Linked DNA regions of Homo sapiens: region 2 is linked to region 1. Evidence: read pairs that join two places in POLR2A ChIA-PET (ENCODE). Cell type or tissue: HepG2. All regions are shown on one strand. Each heading gives the region's core, and the rest is flanking DNA. Links, peaks and the distances in the headings are about the cores only. Region 1 overlaps STXBP6 (syntaxin binding protein 6). Region 2 has its middle 76 kb from the start of GZMB.

What was found. ChIA-PET counts read pairs that join two places held together with the same protein. Peaks named below come from ENCODE experiments on the same cell type or tissue, not always from the same donor. Only the 100,000 strongest peaks of a DNase experiment are listed, where the experiment ranks them.
Region 2: POLR2A ChIA-PET joins it to region 1 with 5 read pairs; 2 of 35 experiments call an interaction of 5 or more read pairs at or near these places.

Annotation. Positions count from the first base shown.
Region 1 is chr14:24,975,877-24,984,960 of GRCh38, forward strand. All of the region lies in intron 1 of STXBP6 (syntaxin binding protein 6), which reads right to left. Among named protein-coding and RNA genes, the nearest start is that of STXBP6, 70 kb to the right of the region's middle. In HepG2, for the core only: no CTCF peak of the experiment used is centred there; a DNase peak (open chromatin) is centred at 3,475.
Region 2 is chr14:24,706,134-24,715,217 of GRCh38, forward strand. No RefSeq gene overlaps it. Among named protein-coding and RNA genes, the nearest start is that of GZMB, 76 kb to the left of the region's middle. In HepG2, for the core only: a CTCF peak has its summit at 4,467 (motif pointing right); a DNase peak (open chromatin) is centred at 4,458.

The DNA of each region.
Region 1 (9,084 bases), core at 2,233-4,732:
AAATAGTCTGTGCCCTAATAATGAATAGATATTTGTTCAGGCAATTCAACAAATCAAAATTAAAGGCACAGAGAGGGCCCATGGGTTGGACATGCAGAGTATCAGAGATCCCGCATATGGATCAACAGCATAGCTATCTGCAGTAACACAGCTCAAAGAGTTGATCAGACTGCTGTAAAACTGAGCCAGCTGGTTACAAAAACACCTGCTATGTGCCACTTCTATGATAAGTATTAGAGATACAATAAATAATCAAGACATGGTCCCAGTTCTCCAGGAGTTGACTGCTAACTACATCAGAGGTTTCACTTAAATCCAGATAGTTTATAGTAAAAGATCACGGGATCATCCTTCCCAATGCAAGATTCACAAATGCTACCCACACAACTGTTTACCTGTAACCTGTTCACATCTATAACCTCCTGGTAGGAAAGTGATATATTAAAAAAGAACACCTTTCTAGTTAAAGAAATTTCTCCTAGTTTTTATTCTGTAATAGGGCAGGTTTTCTTAGTGACACAAGAATACCTATCTATACATACACAAAGAATATGTATCTAGATATCCTAGAAATTATAGATCTAATACCCACATCTACTTGTGCTCCAATCCCAACATTTTATCATCACCACCAGGTTCTTCATGCTGGCCAAGAACAAAATGACAACAGTGGAGGGGGACCTGTTTTTCAAATGCTGATCACTAACTGATACGGTATGATTTCCTACAAGTTGGCAACAGAATTTCATAATTTACCCCATGACTTTCCTAGGCAAGATGTTACAATTTATCAGGGACTTTTATTTATTTTTTTTAAAGAAAGAAACACATACTGGTTATTTTCTAGCTCCAAGGCCACTTGCCTCTCACTATTTGGGTACAGGTGAAAAAGAAAGCCAGTGGTAGCACAGTGGCTTCAAACCATTTGATAAGCAATGTAGAAAGCAAGCCAAAGTCCTGAGCTGACTGGGCGCTCTTTTTTTTTTTTTTTTTTTTTTTTTTTTGAGGCAGAGTCTTGCTTTATCACCCAGGCTGGAGTGCAGTGGTACAATCTTGACTCACTGCAACCTCCACTTCTCCGGTTCAATCGATTCTACTGCCTCAGCCTCCCCAGTAGCTGTGATTACAGGTGCCTACCACCACGCCCAGCTAATTTTTGTATTTTTAGTAGAGATAGGGTTTCACTATGTTGGCCAGGCTGGTCTCAAAACTCCTGATCTCAAGTGATGCACCCGCCTCGGCCTCCCTACGTGCTGGGATTACAGGCATGAGCCACCGCGCCCTGTCTCACCCGGTGTTCTCGGACCAGTGCCTTCCCAGCTGTCATGGCTTTTGCTTTTTCATCTCAGGTCCACAGTTTTCAAAAACTGTAGTTAAAAGAAAAAGAAAGCTATCATTTTATCATATAAAATCTGTCAGAAAAAGGAAAGAAAGAGATAATGTGGTTTTACCAAGCTTAGGAAATCCTGTTCTTTTTAAAAACTGGTGAGAAATAGAAATGACCTTTTATTTTTTTTTTAAATACTGATAGTCAGTGACCAAGAACAAGAGAGAGAGAGAGAATAGATAAAGCCAGTAACTTCTTCATGGAGCACAAGTTTTAGAATCAAACAAACTCAGGTTCAAATTTTAACTCCAACACCTAAGACTTATGTGATTTCTGGGTAAATCTCTTAAAATTACAGACCCTTAGTTTATTAACTACAACATAGAGATGTCTTCACCTACCTCCTGGAACTAAAGAATTAAATGAAACAATATATGCAGAACACTTATTCTGTTGCCTGAATAATTAAAAAATGCTTAAAAATGAAACATTTTTATTAATTCTCCTACTATGATATGAAAAGATAAAAATCCCTCTGAACTTGAAGAAATTGAGTAAATGCAGCAATCTATACCAAAGGTATTTGTAAAAGTGAAACCCAACTTTATTTACAAATCCTCACCTTTCTCACCCATCAGTGTGAGACCCTCCACCTACAGATAAACAGTCTCTTATAGGGATGGTTTTGTACTAAGTATCACAAGGATAAGGAATTTATAGGCATCACTCTTTAGGATACTCACTAGGAGATTATCAGATTCATTCTATGTGAAATTATCAAAAGTTTTTATTCAGGGCAATGACACTAACAGGACAGTGTGGAGCACACATGTATACATGTTTTTAATGTCACCCTGGGAATGGTAATAATGCACAGCAGATTAGATGGAAAAGAATCAGAAAGTAAAAGGGGTACTGTCATAACTTCATAGCAATAACTTAAGAGTATCCCAAATCTGATTGTATGTCTGAATTCAGCATGGAGAGCTTTTCAAAAACGCAGACCCCTGGGTCCTTCCTTTATACCCACCAAATTAGAATCCTGGGATCTGTATTTTAAACAACTCTAACTGGTTCTCATGCAGCCATGCAGTCATTCTGCCACCTAATTTAAATGCTCTGAGCCTAGAGAGGAGCTAAAACCTAGACCAGAAATGTAGTGATGGGAATGGAAAGGATGAATCATTTCAGGAGAGAATATAGGAAGACAATGCACAGGATTTTTTTCTCTCCATCTAAGCAGCTTTATCAAGCCTTACGTCTTAGTGTTGGTAAATCATTGTCCATCCCAAGGCTGAGAACCCACTGTAAGAAATTAAGATGAATATAACAGCAATGGTACACCAATGATCACTAGTTACTCCAACCTATATCACCCCATGGAAGCCTTTTCTTTTCCTGCTTCTACAGGTTGTAATTACAAAATTTTTCCATCCAAGAAACCAACCTACAATATGATTTGCAAGTCAAAGCAGCTGGTTCCCATAAGTGTTAGTTACAAAAAACTAATCACAGTTAGTTCTGATCTTCTCACTTTGTGCCATCACATCTATACATACCATTCTTGTTAATGCATGGCTACTGTAGTGTGATGCCTTTCCACTGCCCAAGTAACTAGGAAATAAGACCATCCTTTAGGTTAGGAGTTGCAAACTCAAATGACCTCAGAGAACAGGTAGATGAAGCGCATAAGCAAAGGGGAACAGGTGTAAGATGCAACATTTTTGGTTTCCAGTAGTGGAACTGGTATTTGTCATCTGTGGTCAGGAGACCAAGAGTAGTAGTAGGAACTGCAGCAAATTAAAAACCTCCATTGTTAAGGCATTCATTATCATGCAGGTAGTTCTAGGGAAGTATAGTCTACAGCCCTTAAATATTTTTCATGTGAGAAGAAAGAATCTCCTCTGGTAAGGCAACAGTGCCATCTATTTAGCTTAATACTGTTAGATAGTTGATCTAACTTCATTAACTCCTCTGTTCTGATCCCATGTTTAACATGCAATCCTCTGATCAAGTTTTGGCCTTGTGGCTGTGCCACACAATTATTCTAGACTATGTAACAATTATACTTCCTATTGTAAATGAGTAACCAAGAATTTTAGACATCAGTCTCATAAGCTAGTTAATGTGTCTCAACACTAAAGCAGATGCAGTCAGCATGCTGATAACAAGTTTCAGAGTCTTTGAAGTTAAGAACCAAGATGATGTCACCCTGGAAGACTCTGGGGGGAAAATCAGCTAGTCTTTCCTACTTCAACGGAACTTCAGTTTGGTGAACCCAAATAAGTTAGAAATAAGAGAAATAAGATTCTCTAAAATTAGACTTCTTTGCATTACCACTTTGTTTTTGAAATTCTACAAATTCAATTTTAAGTCCCACCTATAATGTTGATGACACTAATCATGCATCCAACTCAGAGTGTCTTTCTGGCTTTAAACCCATATACCTAGCTGTAGACTGAGCATTTCCACTGAGACCTAACCTAGACCCTTCCTTCTCCCTCAACCCTTTCAAATCCCCATAACGAACCAATCACCAAGTCCTGTGGATTTGATTTAATATTTCTAGACTAGCTTTTCTTCATTCTCACTTCCTCTGCCTTAGTTTGGGTCTTCACCATCCCCGGCCTGAATAATTTTGATGCTTCCTCTAAAGGACTCCAGTACTGCTCTTACTTTACCACAATCAGCCCTCTACACTGTCCAATGTCATATTCCAAAGGATGAATATGATTCAAGCTTAACTGTACTTAACTGCTTCTTCTCCATGCCTCAGCTATTGACAAAGAAACACAATAATCTTAACAAGGAAAAAGACAATTTTGTAAATGTTAAAATCTAAATGGAGAAATGTTAAATTACTTCCCTTAAAAGCCACAATATAGACATACTAAATGCTACAAAACAGATGTTATTATATATCACTAAACCTAGAAATCTAAAAATGTTAATTTTGCTCCAAAGTTCAAAAACTTTAACAGGTAGTCAGAAAATATACAAGCTTTTATGCAAAGAAAATCAATTTTATTTTTTCTGATGTCATATATTAAGATCAAGGAGATAATATGAGGCCAATTTAGCCCCTTTAAAAGTGTTTAAGAAAGAGTTACTGATTTTTAACAAAATGTTTACTTAGATAATGTTTCTCTTTGATAAGACAGTTCTCAAGTTGAAAGCTTTAGTCTTTCCATGGTATGTAGGCATGTGAATAAACAATAAATTAGACAAAAATTTTAGTCCACCAACCAGTTTTTCCATGTAATTCAACTACTACTCTTAACTACTAGTTCTTATAAGTAGATTCTAAAAAGGAAGTCAGATATGCTATTAGAATAGACAGGTAACTTTAATCTGGTGACAACATTTGAAGTCTTAAAAGTACAATCACTTCAAGTTCAATCACTCTTTATTGCTACAAACAAGGGCTATTGGATGGGCTTGCCATGGTGAGAAACCAGATGGGAATAGCAGACCAAGAACCCATATTTAAGGCTTCACAAGCTTTACAAAATTAGGGTAAAATCAATAGACATTCAGCAAATCCTCTAACAACATACTTAAAGGAGCCAGAAACTTCTAAACATGAAAAATAATGGGGATATGAATAAAAACTAAAAACATTATCTGTTCTGCTAGAAAAATAGTTGAAGATAGGAAAAAAAATATCTTAAAGTAGAAACTCCAAACAAAAACTGCACATGAACATCACCTGGGTGCCCAGGTCCTGCTCACAGAGATTCAGGGGATCTGGGGCTAGGGCCTGCAACTTGTTTTCTGAATGACTTCTTCAGTTTATTCTGCTATACAACCAGGTCCAGAGCCACTATCTTTGGGTTTTCCCCCTGTATTTAATGAATTACTTATAAAACAAATAAAAAGACCCCAGAAACAAGTGTACATGGCAAATATTTTGTAAAGCCCTAGTAATGAATCATTGAAGTTTACATAGCACTTCATGATTTACAAAGTATTTCTATATCTAATCCCAAATGTGTAATCAAGAGAGCCACTGAATATATCTTCCAAAGTTTGCTTCAAAACTGTAAATTAGAATCTTCAGATATGTATGTGAGTATTTTTTTTTTTTGAGGCAGAGTCTCACTGTTGCCCAGGCTGGGGTGCAGTGGCACCATCTTGGCTCACTGCAACCTCTGTCTCCCAGGTTCAAGCAATTCTCCTGCCTCAGCCTCCTGAGTAGCTGGAATTACAAGTGTATGTCACCATGCCCGGCTAATTTTTGTATTTTAGTAGAGATGGGGTTTCACCATGTTGGCCAGGCTGGTTTCCAACTCCTGACCTCAAGTGATCCACCTGCCTCAGCCTCCCAAAGTGCTGGGATTACAGGTGCGTGCCCAGCCCAGATATGTGTTTTTATGAAGGGTAAACTATGTCATTTTTAACACACCCAATTGGTGCAAGGATTATGAGGAAGTGTTATAATTCCTCTCCAACAGAGATTAATATGAGTTGAAACCTTTTGAGCCAGCAACTCTACCATTAGAAAAAATGGTGTGAGCATGCACACACCATGTGTGTGTTACAGATGCATGTTTACCTCAGATCCATTTTTAAGAAAAAATCATCATAAACAACCTAAATACCCATCAATCTTCATTGGTTAAATACAGTATAGCCCATCCACCCAACAGAATATTACATATCCTTTTAAAATTGTGGCACAGACCTACAGATATTGACTTGGAAAAATTGCCAAGAAATAATACAGAGTGAAAACAAGGAGGTTATAAAACAGAAAATGAGCTCATGAATTTGCAATTTTATGTGTATATTTACATGCATAAAGAGATGTCTAGAAAATAGTTTGCCAAAACGTTAATATGATTATCTCTGGATTTTGAAACAAGGAAACAGGTCAGAGATTCTGCAGGACAGTCTTCGTACTCCACTAAAATCTCAGTGGAGTGCTCCTTGAAAATTGCGGTTTTAAGGCACATTCTTTCCACCAAACCTGGAAGACCTATCAAAATACATTTTATTGAGACCCAATTATAAGTTGACCATATTCTTTTTTCAACTCCAGTCCAGGCATAGTGTTGAGAACCCCAAAGTAAATTAGCAAACTCCCACCCTCAAAAAGCTGTGAGAAAGGAGAGCAAACGCTGTGAATAATGACAAGGCTTAGAAGATAACTTTGTAGGAAGAAAATGGTACCCTTCTTCTGTCCAATTGCAGCTCAATGCTGGAGCCTTCAACCTGGTGAACAGAGCACCAGCTACGCGTTAGCCTGCGCTTGCTCTCTTAGATGAATAACTCTGGAACAATGTAAAAACAACACAACCGTACACAACAGCCCTGGTCATACTGTTTAATTCTTTAAGGAAGGAAACGAGGAATTGCTTTTCTGCCATCAGACTGCCAAAGACTATGAGACCCGATTGGCTTTCTTTTCCCTGTACATACTAACTCTCCCTGTGTAAAAGACATTATGTTCACAGGATTCTCTGAGCCCATGACTCATGTCTGCTTCAACTATAAACCTAGATTATTTTCATCTCCTCTTTCCTTGTTTATATGTCCAGTATACACATTCTTCTTGTAAGTCTGATATCCAAAGAACAAACCCTGACCACAAGATCTGTGTTTACACAAGTTTATTTACATTGCGGGTGTACCTTTTAATCTTGTCAATTACTACATCCTAACTTTCACAAATGATATGACAAAGCCAAAAAATAACACCACCAACAAAAGCTACATAGGATATGTCATTTGGAGGATTTATTGAGGTAAGACGAAGATTTCATAAGCATCACTCATTCCAAGGGATTCTATTAATAGGAACTCCACATTCACAAGTTTAAATTCCAAGGACCAGTTAAGCCAGTTCTACAGTATCCATGTACCCTTTCTACAGTAATGGGTAGAAATAAAGAATCATAGTGAAGGCCAGGCTAGAATACACTCATTGGTGTATTATGGATACTGACGAGATTATCAATCTAAAACATAGAACAAACCTTGAAAAGTGAATTGAACCACATCAAAAGAGGAAGGTAGTAACAGAAAAAAATTAAAAAGAGCTCAACTTTTTGACATTCCCCTATTTTTACTGAGCAATCATGTCATTGTAGTATCCAACAACTAGTCAGCAAACTAAGAAAACAATATGTTGACTTGAGAACATCACTTACAGCAGACAGCACTGGAAATAGCCAAATCTATTCCAACCATGTTCAAATACAGGCAAAAGCCACATAAAGATTGACTTAACATGAAAATAAACATTTTAATTATCTGCTAGGTTCTGCACTACTTGCTGAATTAGTTTGTTTCTTTTGCTTACACTGAAGAAAAGACAGAAGGAAAAGCACTAAACCCATATATGAAAGGAAGTAAAAAGTTTGCATAGTAGGTCAGTTGTTTTCCCCTTAGAGGAGGGTATGATTGATAACAGAAATTGCAGATTTAAAAAGAAAACAAGAAGATGTGTCTACCATTAAAAATAAAGAAACAAACAGAAACATAAACTCTCCAGCAAGCATAACATGAGCTTTTTATATTAGATATTTGTTGACTCAAGCTTTAGGTAAATTTTAAGTTTTCTTGATTTAAGCTAATTCTATTTTGGAAAAGACTTAAAATATAACAGTGAAAAAATAATGAGCCTTTAAAGAAAGCCTCCATTTTTTAAGAGTTTGAAACCTATAAAAACCTAAAATACAGTTGAAACAAGTTTATATGCTTTCTAAAATTTTTTAAATCAGAGCAAAACTTCTTTAAAGTATTCTCTAAATCAAACATCAATTTTAAAACATTCCTTATTCATTGAGAGGCCAAGGTGGGTGGATCACGAGGTCAAGAGATCAAGATCATCCTGGCCAACATGATGAAACCCTGTCTCTAGTAAAAATACAAAAATTAGCCGGGCGTGGTGGCATGCACCTGTAGTCCCAGCTACTTGGGGGGCTGAGGCAGGAGAATCACTTGAACCCGGGAGGTGGAGGTTGCAGTGAGCCGAGATCGTGCGACTGCACTCCAGCCTGGCAACAGAGTGAGACTCTGTCTTAAAAAAACAAAAACAAAAACAAAGAAACCAAAGAAAAAGAAAAAAGAAACCTTCCTTATTTGAATCGCTGATTTGGAGAATATCACCACTTTACAATTTCTTGGAAGAGTTTGAGTAAGTTTTCTGTAATTGATATATCATCAGTGTTATACTCCAACATGACGTCTTCACAGCAGTGAGAGGCACAGAAGCAATGTGACACTCTGAGGAGCCATTTTACACATACCTACTCTGTTTAAAAGGCAAGACACTGTGCCCTTCAATGCCTCAATTTCCCAAATGAAATTTCCAGTGAGGTTTATGAACACTTCTGATCTCATTAAGGATCTGGCCAAGGACTGTAATTCCAACTTATCTGATCTCCCCAAGGGTCAACTTCACGAATTCATGCCAGTGTAGTACAATCTGAATGGTGATCGAAAGGCTTCCTTCTCAGCCTCCAAAAGCAATTTCCCCATCTGTCAGCTACCTCAAATTCTGACATAAGAGATGTATATACTTAGATATGTGACTTTGGTATTCAAAAAATCCTTATTAATATGCTTATACTCCGGGTGCAGAGACTTTTACAGATGAGGAAACTAAAGCTAATTGGTTAAGTAAATTGTCCTACATCACACAGCTCAAGGGCAGAGCAGGGACTTAAACCTAAGATGCATGACTCCAGAAGCCTTTGCTCTTTCTTACTATCTCATATTGAAGAAATGAGAAAGGTACGGAAAGGTGAGGC
Region 2 (9,084 bases), core at 3,451-5,950, 270 kb before region 1:
TGGTCCCAGAATGCTCAGCCCAGAAAGACAAAGTATTGCAGTCTTTCACAGCCATTTTCATAACAAATTGATAGCATATTCCCTGAAATCTGGGTCTGAAGCAAGGTCTTCTGAAGGAAGGTCTTCTGAAGCAAGTCTGAAGCAAGACTGAAGCAAGGTCTTTCTGTCTAAAATCCGTCTGGATATAGAAAGGCACATGAGTCCCATTTTTGTGCTGGGGTTCTGAAAGTTAGGGCCGGGCATGGAGATGGCATGGGTGTGTCAGTGTGTACGGAGTATTGTATTTCCAAAGATAGCTTCAGCAATATCTCCTCTCTCATGTGCCACTCTTCCATCAAGAGGAGAGTCTGTTCTCTCTCCCTTAGAATGAGAGCTGACCTTGTGATTCTTTTGAGCAATGAAATGTGGTGAAAGAGATGTTTTTGGACTTTGAAAAGCCTGGCAGCTTCCACTTTTGCTTTCTGGAGGAAGCCAGCTTCCATGTTAGAAGTCCAACTCTCTTGGGATGGCCATGCCACAAGAAGCCCAACCTTGCCATATGGAGAGGCCTGGGGGAAGGGAACTCAAGCCCTCAGCTGACAGCCCCGGCTGAATCCCAGCCACCAGCCAACACCAACTTGCCAACCACATGAGGAAGGCTGACGTGGCAGCGGATCCTTCAATTCCAGTCAAGCTGTCCCAGCTGACCGTACGTGAACAGAGGTGAGCTCTGCCCCCTGAGACCTGGTCAAGCCGCCGAATCGTAAACAAATAAATGGCTCTGTTGTCTTGGGCCATGAAATTTGGAGGTGGTTTGTTATGTAGTCATAGCTAACCAAAACAGGAGGAAAAGGCATAGAGTTGGCCTGTGCCCGTGGATGTAGAGCAATGGGGGTATGAAAGCAAGTTCCAGGACAAAGGCCTGGGAATCCAGGGACAGGCCACAGCATTGGATTCAAAAGGGGTGGCCGAGAGTCATCAAACAGATCCCAGATGGAGAGTCTGCATCAGAAATTCGAGAAAGCAGAAGAACAGGGGACAGATACAAGGAGAGGATACCAAGGCAATTGTTCATTAAGTTTGTGGGTTTTTTTAAAGTGTCAGATCGAGAAGGATTTTTGAGGGATTTTCTATGATCCCCTTCATAGAAATTGCTTAAAGGATACAACTAAAGTAAGTATAAAACAAGCATTTCTGAAATTTGATTTTAATAGGGCCCTGAAGCAAGTGTACACCCTCAGTCTCATGGCAGGGGCAAGAGCAGTATGAGACACAGCAGAGAAAGGTCGCCACTCCACCCTTACCTGTGCCACATAGCATCCCATGCAGTCCTGATGGCTGAGGCAGGACGGGGTGAGGATTCACTGCAATGCATTGTTGTTATATAGTAAATTTCATATGAGTCTAATTTCTTGCAAGGTCCCTGTTATCGTCATAAAGCCTTGACTTAAAGAACCCTTCTAGGTACTATTATATAAATACACATTCAGGAGGGACCTTGTGGATATGAAGATTCTAGCACTCAGAATCTGTAAAAAGCTAGGTAAGCACCACCATTTCCCGAATTCTATCTTCACTGCGTCTACTTCCAACTGTGTGCCCTATGTGGTACATTAGCATAGATCATAACTGATGCATTGTCACCTTAAATAAATTGGATTTATTATTCTATCTCTTGCTTCAATCACATTCAGAATGTTCTAAATTTCTAGTGTCTCAGCAAAAGCTATGCTGAGGATAATGTTAGTCCCACCCCTTAACAGAGCTTGGCCTAAGCTAAATTATGGAATATTCCAAGGTTGCTTCCTATTTCTTTTTTGTAATATGTTGTTCCTTTCCCCAGGGGAGACAGGAGCACCATGTCCTCCCATAACTAACCTCAGTCCTAGGGTGCCCATGGAGGCCTGGCCCTCTCATGTCCTTTATGCTTCTGACCTGCCCCTTCCTCCAAGAACACGTACTCATTTTGATGATGAAATATGTGGGTTTTTTTGAATAATTTTTGACACAGTAACATGTTCATAATGTTGTTTGCTTGAAAAACAATACAAAACTATACGATATACACAGCATTAAAAATGTAATAAGGGTATAAATTTCATTATTTTAACTACTAATAGCAACATTCCTTTTAGGGAGAAACTGTTCTGCTTTAGAAAATAACTTGATAGGCCGGGCGCGGTGGCTCACACCTGTAACCCCAGCACTTTGGGAGGCTGAGGCGGGCGGATCACGAGGTCAGGAGATCGAGACCATCCTGGCTAACATGGTGAAACCCCGTCTCTACTAAAAATACAAAAAAAAAAAATTAGCTGGGCATGGTGGCGGGCGCCTGTAGTCCTAGCTGCTCAGGAGGCTGAGGCAGGAGAATGGTGTGTACCCGGGTGGCGGAGATTGCAGTGAGCCGAGATCGCACCACTGCACTCCAGCCTGGGCGACAGAGTGAGACTCCATCTCAAAAAAAAAAAAAAAAAAAAAGAAAAGAAAAAAAAAGAGAAAGAAAAAGAAAATAATTTGATAGAGGCATTTGACTTAGAAGGAGAGGCCTGAGGGTGAAGAGTTGGTAGGAGTATAAGAAACAGCAGGCAGTGGCTAAATTGCTCTGCATGAGCCCCGAATCAGGGAAAGAGAGCCCAGAGGTATTTCCAGGCTGAGGACAGTAGGGCATATGGTGGCTGGTGGGGATCCTGGGGCAGTGGGGATGGCCAAAGGACATTGTGCGGAAGGCCTGGCTGATGTTTTATTTGAAGCTGTATGCTGCAATGTACTTTTACTCTCTGGTCGTCAGCCTACCACAGGCACAAATATGAACTGTGTGTGTGTGTGTGTGTGTATGTACATGTGTGCTTGTGCATGCACTCACACATGCACAACTGTGTGCATTGGGCAAGGGGGCAGACCTGGTAATAAGCAGGGTAACATTTATGGAGGCAGAAGCTGGAACCAAGAGCCAACTGTGAAAAAATAAAATCCTCATCCATCTGCAGAAATTTAGGGGAGGGCTTTGGGCTCTTACAAGGAGAGAACTAAGGTTTGCATCATTTTATCCAGACCTCAAAGTCCATGCAATTCCAGCTGACCTATTGATTATAGATAAATCCATAATTATGTAGCTGGAAAGAAGAATCAAATGTTAAGATTAGTTGTCTCATGGTGGGGATAATTTTCTTCTTTAGGGTTTTCTCTATTACATTTTCTACAATGAGCATTTAGTATTTTTAAAATTAGAAAAAGTTATTTTAAAAATGCACTCATCCTAAACGTCCCTGAATTTAGCCATCAAGTTAGGAAGGAATTAACAAATTAATCTCATACCTGGTGTTAAAGATTAATAACATATAAAGGATGAATAATAATAAACATATCTAAGAACATGTGTGTTTTAGCAGGGGCCTCCTGGAGACTGTAATTCTGAAAGGCAAAGGAATAGAATTTTAAGCAGAGAAAGACAGCATGACTCAAGTTAAGTAGCTCCATATTCAATATCTGAAGGCTAATGTTGCCCTTTAGCTAAAGGTGTGGATAAACTCTGGAAATAGAAGGAGAATTGTATCTCATTAGTGATGTCTGAGAAAAGGAGAAGTTCTCAAGGCATCCAGAGACATACCTGTGGAACTTCTACCTCTGTTTGGGAAAATTGGCACTAATATTTCCTAGCGGGCTCTTGAGCTATCATAAATTGTTTTCTCTTGGATTTTTAAAAACATACTTTGGGAGCTTTACTCTTCTTTGCCCTCCAGTATGGATAAAATCCCTGACAGCTTGAAGCCCAGGATTTGTGGATATATGTTTTATGAGGGCAGGGGCCATGCCTGTCTTCCCAGCTGCCTCCCGAGGAACCTAGGACAAAGCCTGAGACAGAGAAGGATACAATAACGACTAATAATAACTTATTTTATTAAATGTTTACAGTGTGAAAGGTCTTGTTCAAAGTACCTTAAATGTACTCCAAGCATCTCATGCATTGTTAGAATATGCCTATGAGGTAGGTAAAATTTTTATCCCTGTTTTATAGATTTAAAAACGTGGGACACAGGGAGATTAAGTCACTTACCCTAATTTGCACAAATGGCAAATTGTGAAGCCAGCCTGTGAACTCAGACTGCCTGTGTCCATATTTTGACGGCTATGCTTTGGTAGCTGCTCAATAAATGGAAGGGAGCTAGAGGAAGAGAGACAGGGAGGAAAGTGTCAGTCATTTCGAGTATTTTTCTTCCCCCTTGGCAAGAGGATGCCGTAGAGGTCAATAATTCCCTCTGAATTCAGGTGGGGTCCCTTTGAAAATAAGCGACAGAAAATTTTGTGTTTCTCTATCACGGGAATAGGAATTTGAATCCCCACCCCCATCTCAACCCCTTATGTTGAACGAGTTATCTGGGGTCAGCCTTGCATTTTTTTAGCTTTCCTTTGGAGATGCATCAGCTAACAAGCTGGTCGGCCAAGCAGTTTCCCAAAGAGGTTGCGCCCATCCCTGAACACTAGAGGGCAGTATCTCAACAGGCCTGAGAATTTTGAACGCATCATAAAGTATGCTTTCATTATTTTCAGAAAAAAAAAAAAAAAAAAAAAAAAAGCCTGTTGGACTGATTATTTCAGCTCAAGAATTTGAGAGTCCAGGGGAGGATGCATTTTAATGACTCCAGGGAACGGATCAAATTAAACACATTATCTAGGATTTTCTTCTCTGGCCTCCTCTCAGCCGCCTTCTCAGCGCTTCTGTCTGCGCTGCGTGAGTTGCAGCCCTGTGCCCTGAGTCTTCCCCCTTGCACAGAAGCAGCCCTTGCCGAAGAACCCAGGACCAGAAGAGGCCTCAGCAGCTTGTCTTGGCGCAGATCCTCCACGGTCACCTTCCAGCAAGACAAACTTAAAAACCGTTGAATGTTGTGTGCCTAGCCAGCATGCCTGCAGCTGGATAGGATGGCCCTTGACATGGAAAAACCAACCCAGTCCTGGCGGCTGCCACATCCCTGAAGACCTAGAGCTACACATTCGGCTGGGAGCGTTACATATGTGATCTCTAATCTCAAAAACCTTGCAAGGAAAATAGTTTTACCATTTTGCAGACAAAGAAACAAATACAGAGAGGTTAAAAAAAATGTGCCCACGGTCAAAAAGCCAGCAAGTACAGAACTGGACTCACACCAGAATGTCCAACCCAGAGCCTAGGATACACATGGCATCTCCAATAGCTACTGCCTCTCCTTCTCTTATCCCTTAAATTACTGCTATAATTGGCCAGAACATTAAGTGGATACACTACATGATTTCCCTTGAGGGGAGGATGGACAGAGATGCAGGCGTCTACTTTGGACCCTGTGAGTGTGAACTTCAAAGTTCTATTCGTCCTCCATCCCCTGCAGCTCCTGGAATAAACTGGCACTTAATGGTTGCTCAGTGCTGTAAAGCTGGACTTCATTTCACTTAATAATATTCTGTGTTGTCCTGGCGCTGTGGCTTGCGCCTGCAATCCTAGCACTTTGGGAGGCCGAGGCGGGCAGATCACGAGGTCAGGAGATTGAGACCATCCTGGCTAACAGGGTGAAACTCTGTCTCTACTAAAAATACAAAAAATTAGCTGGGCGTGGTGGCATGCTCCTGTAATCCCAGCTACTTGGGAGGCTGAGGCAGGAGAATGGCGTGAACCCGGGAGGCGGAGCTTGAAAGTGAGCGGAGATCGCGCCACTGCACTCCAGCCTGGGCGACAGAGCGAGACCCTGTCTCAAATAATAATAATAATAATAATAATAATAATAATAATAATAATAAAGTAAAAAATAAAATAAAATAAAAATTCTGTGTCTCCTTGGGTTATTTGATGGATTTACTGATAATTGTGAAGAAGTTTGTTTCTGCTTCGCTTTTATACAGGAGCTGTTTCTGCTCAGCTTCTTGTTAAAACACCCTTAGAAACCCGTAAGTAAATGTTGCAATTGCATTCTTAGCTTTATTCTCACTGATAAGAGACATAAGTGATTTTTAAAAGGCAGAACTAACTAATCAATCAAAACAAGCAGCTGTAATCTGATTTTAGAGCAATCTGCATGATAAGAGTTGGCCAAGGAGAAATAATTTCCTATCGCAGTGGGATAATGTGCAAATGAAATATAAACTCTAGGCTCCCTCACATCACAGAATGTCAGAGAAGTGCCAAGCAGAATGTGTTTATGAATGGGAAAGCCAATGGTGTTATATTTTCTCTCAGGTTATTCTCAATCTCATTTTCAGAAGGGACAAAATAGCTCTAAACATTTCTAAATATTTTACTCCATATGGTCCAAATCCCAAACTTAAAAATATCCACCAACTGTCCACAGAAAAGGTGTTTTAAAGAAAAATAAAGAATCAATTTAATTGGAAATCTCCTTAGAAAAGTTTTCTCAGCAGTAAAATAGTGGCTGCCTGCCCTGTGGTGTAGTTGAATCTATTCTAGCAAAGGCCAGACAATTATTCATTAACCATGTCATGAAAAGTGTCACAGTTGGTGGAACGTTGAACTAGGTGACCCTGGGGGAGGTTTCACTCATTCTAAAATTCTTGAAAATTCTTGAAGCACATAAATAGTGATTGCCTTTAATCTTAACAAAGTCCACCATATTATCTTGCAAAGAACCAGGACCAGTGATCTCATCCTCTTGCTGTTAGAAGGCTTGTCAACTTTCCCCACACCCATCTTTCAACTCCTGGAAACAGGACAGGCCACCTGCTGTGGATACACTTCAAAGAAAAGCAAAGAAATCATCATTAAAAATGAGTGGGGAAACTGTTGCTGTACCTAAAATGAGAAAGCTCTGTGGCTGTCCTCACTATCTTGAAAACCAGCTGGTACATGACAGATGCGACCATCAGCCCAAATCCTATAATTTTTTCTTTCAACTGTGGACCCAACACGGAAGCCCTGGTGAGAGAATGGCTTTGTTAATGCCCTGGTGTGCTCCCCTGAGGCCTGCAGCATGCCTGTGAGTGTGTGTGCTTCCTTTTGGACAGGTGGAGCAGCTGGCCTCCCTATCCAGCAGCCCCAGACAGGCCACCCACCACCGTCCTTTCCTCAGCTCTCTAACAAACACTTCTCGAGCGTCTACTGTGTGCCAGGTGCGGCTCTAGGTGCTGGGACCATAGCAGTGAGCAAGTAAGCCAGAGTTCCTGCTCCTAGAGGACTTACATTCTTCTGGGGAGAAAGTCAGGAAAAGAATGGACAAATCAGAAAATAGTAGAAATATGTGCTCGGAAGAAAATAAGACATGGAGGAGGGAAGGGGAAGGCCTGAGGAACTCCTTTAGGATGTCTGGTGAGAGAGGCCTCTGAAGAGTGGCCTGAATGATGAGAGAGGCCTCTGAAGAGTGGCCTGAACGATGAGAGAAAGCCATCCACGCACAGATCCAGACAAGAGCATTCCAGATAGGGCAAACAACAAGTTCAAAGGCTCTCAGGTGGAAATGCCCATGGCATGCATGAGAAACACCAAAAACACCAGTGGGGCTGGAGTGTCATCTATGCAAAGATTGTGGTATGAGCTGCGGATGGGGGAGAAGTGGCTATGCTGAAACTGGTGAGTGACTGAATCCTAAGTGCACTTTGAACCATGTAGATTCAGCCTCAGTCACTAGATAAAGGACAATTCAGGACAACCACAGTTCCTGATCCTTATTCAAGGTACCCTTTAGCGTCCAGCCATAATTACAGTTGGCAGAGATGGCCAAAATTCCCTCAGAATGACTCCCCATGTGAGCCTTGAATCTGAAAAGTCGGCTGGGGAATAAAAAAACAGCCACTCTTGCCCTTCATCAACTTTGAAAAATCTATCAAACCTACATTTTTTTCTGGGATTGTAAGTGCAAGGCCAGTATTTCAAAATCTCCCAAGCGTCGGTAATTTTTCCCATTGTATCTCTGACTCACCCAAGAGTTTACCTCAGAGTCCCATCAAAACAGCACTCTCTCTGCTGATCTGAACAATTTTTAAAACATCCTATTATTACAGTCAACTAGAGTTATTTTTCCCCAGAAGGGGAATGACATCGATGGCTGGGATTTTAGTGTGTGCTGCAGCCTCAAGCTCTGCCACACACCACACACAGTTCCCCCCCATCTAGAAGCTGTATTCTTCTTCCCTAAATTTTCTATTACATTTATATTCTATTTGTAAAAGTAGGTGGAAAATTTTTGGTCTTAGAAAGTAGCTTTGAATGAGAAACAATTAAAAGGCATCAAAAAAGAACCCCATTGAGACTTGGTTCTTTTGGAGAAAGGTGTCCAGACCCCAGCTCACCAACATCTGAGCAAAATCAGGCCGAGATTCCTCCTGCTCTTCCTCGCCTCTCCTTCCCTGTGACGGTTTCATTTCAGAAGCCAGCATCCTCTTACTTTGGCCTCCACCCTGTATCTCAATCTTGCTCTGGGTTTGCTGCCAACCAATCCTATGGAGTCACCCCAGGTGAGAGTGCAGTGTATTGGACTAAACCTGAGCTGCCTGGAGTCCCAGCCCTGCTCCTAACAAGCATGTGTCTGGGTGCCACCTCGCCTCTCCCAGCCACAGCACCTCAACTTGTAAGGCCTGCCAACTAAACCCACTACCAGGACTGTCATTTGACTAGACTCTGATGGTTAATGGCTTTCCTTGGGTGGGACAACTCTAATGGGATGGGTGTCTGATGAGCATCTTTGGAGAGACTCTGAGACCCTTTTGGTGCAGTGTGGGCAAGTCTCTGTACTGACATAGAGTTCTGAAAAATTAATCTCTGTACTCTTCACACTTTCCTACACCTCTTGGACCCTTCTCTCAGTCAGTCAGAACATCTGGATGGAAAGAGAAAGAAACAGTTCCCATCTAGTTTATTTTCTTTGGTTTGACTTCCAAATTAGGCCCCTAAGAGTCAATAAGAATAAAAGGGATGACTCTGAGGGGAACAAAACATAGAGATACCATAATAAAGATTAATAAGAGACGGAGGAGAGGCTGATGGTCATGCCTTCTTCCCTGACTAGAGATTAGGAGGGCTGTCTGGGATGGAGGTGGGGGGAAGCAAACAGTGACCCTGGACACACTGTGGAAGCAGCTAGAGGCCATATAGAAAGGAACTGACTGGATGGAGGCAGAGGAGAGGCATGA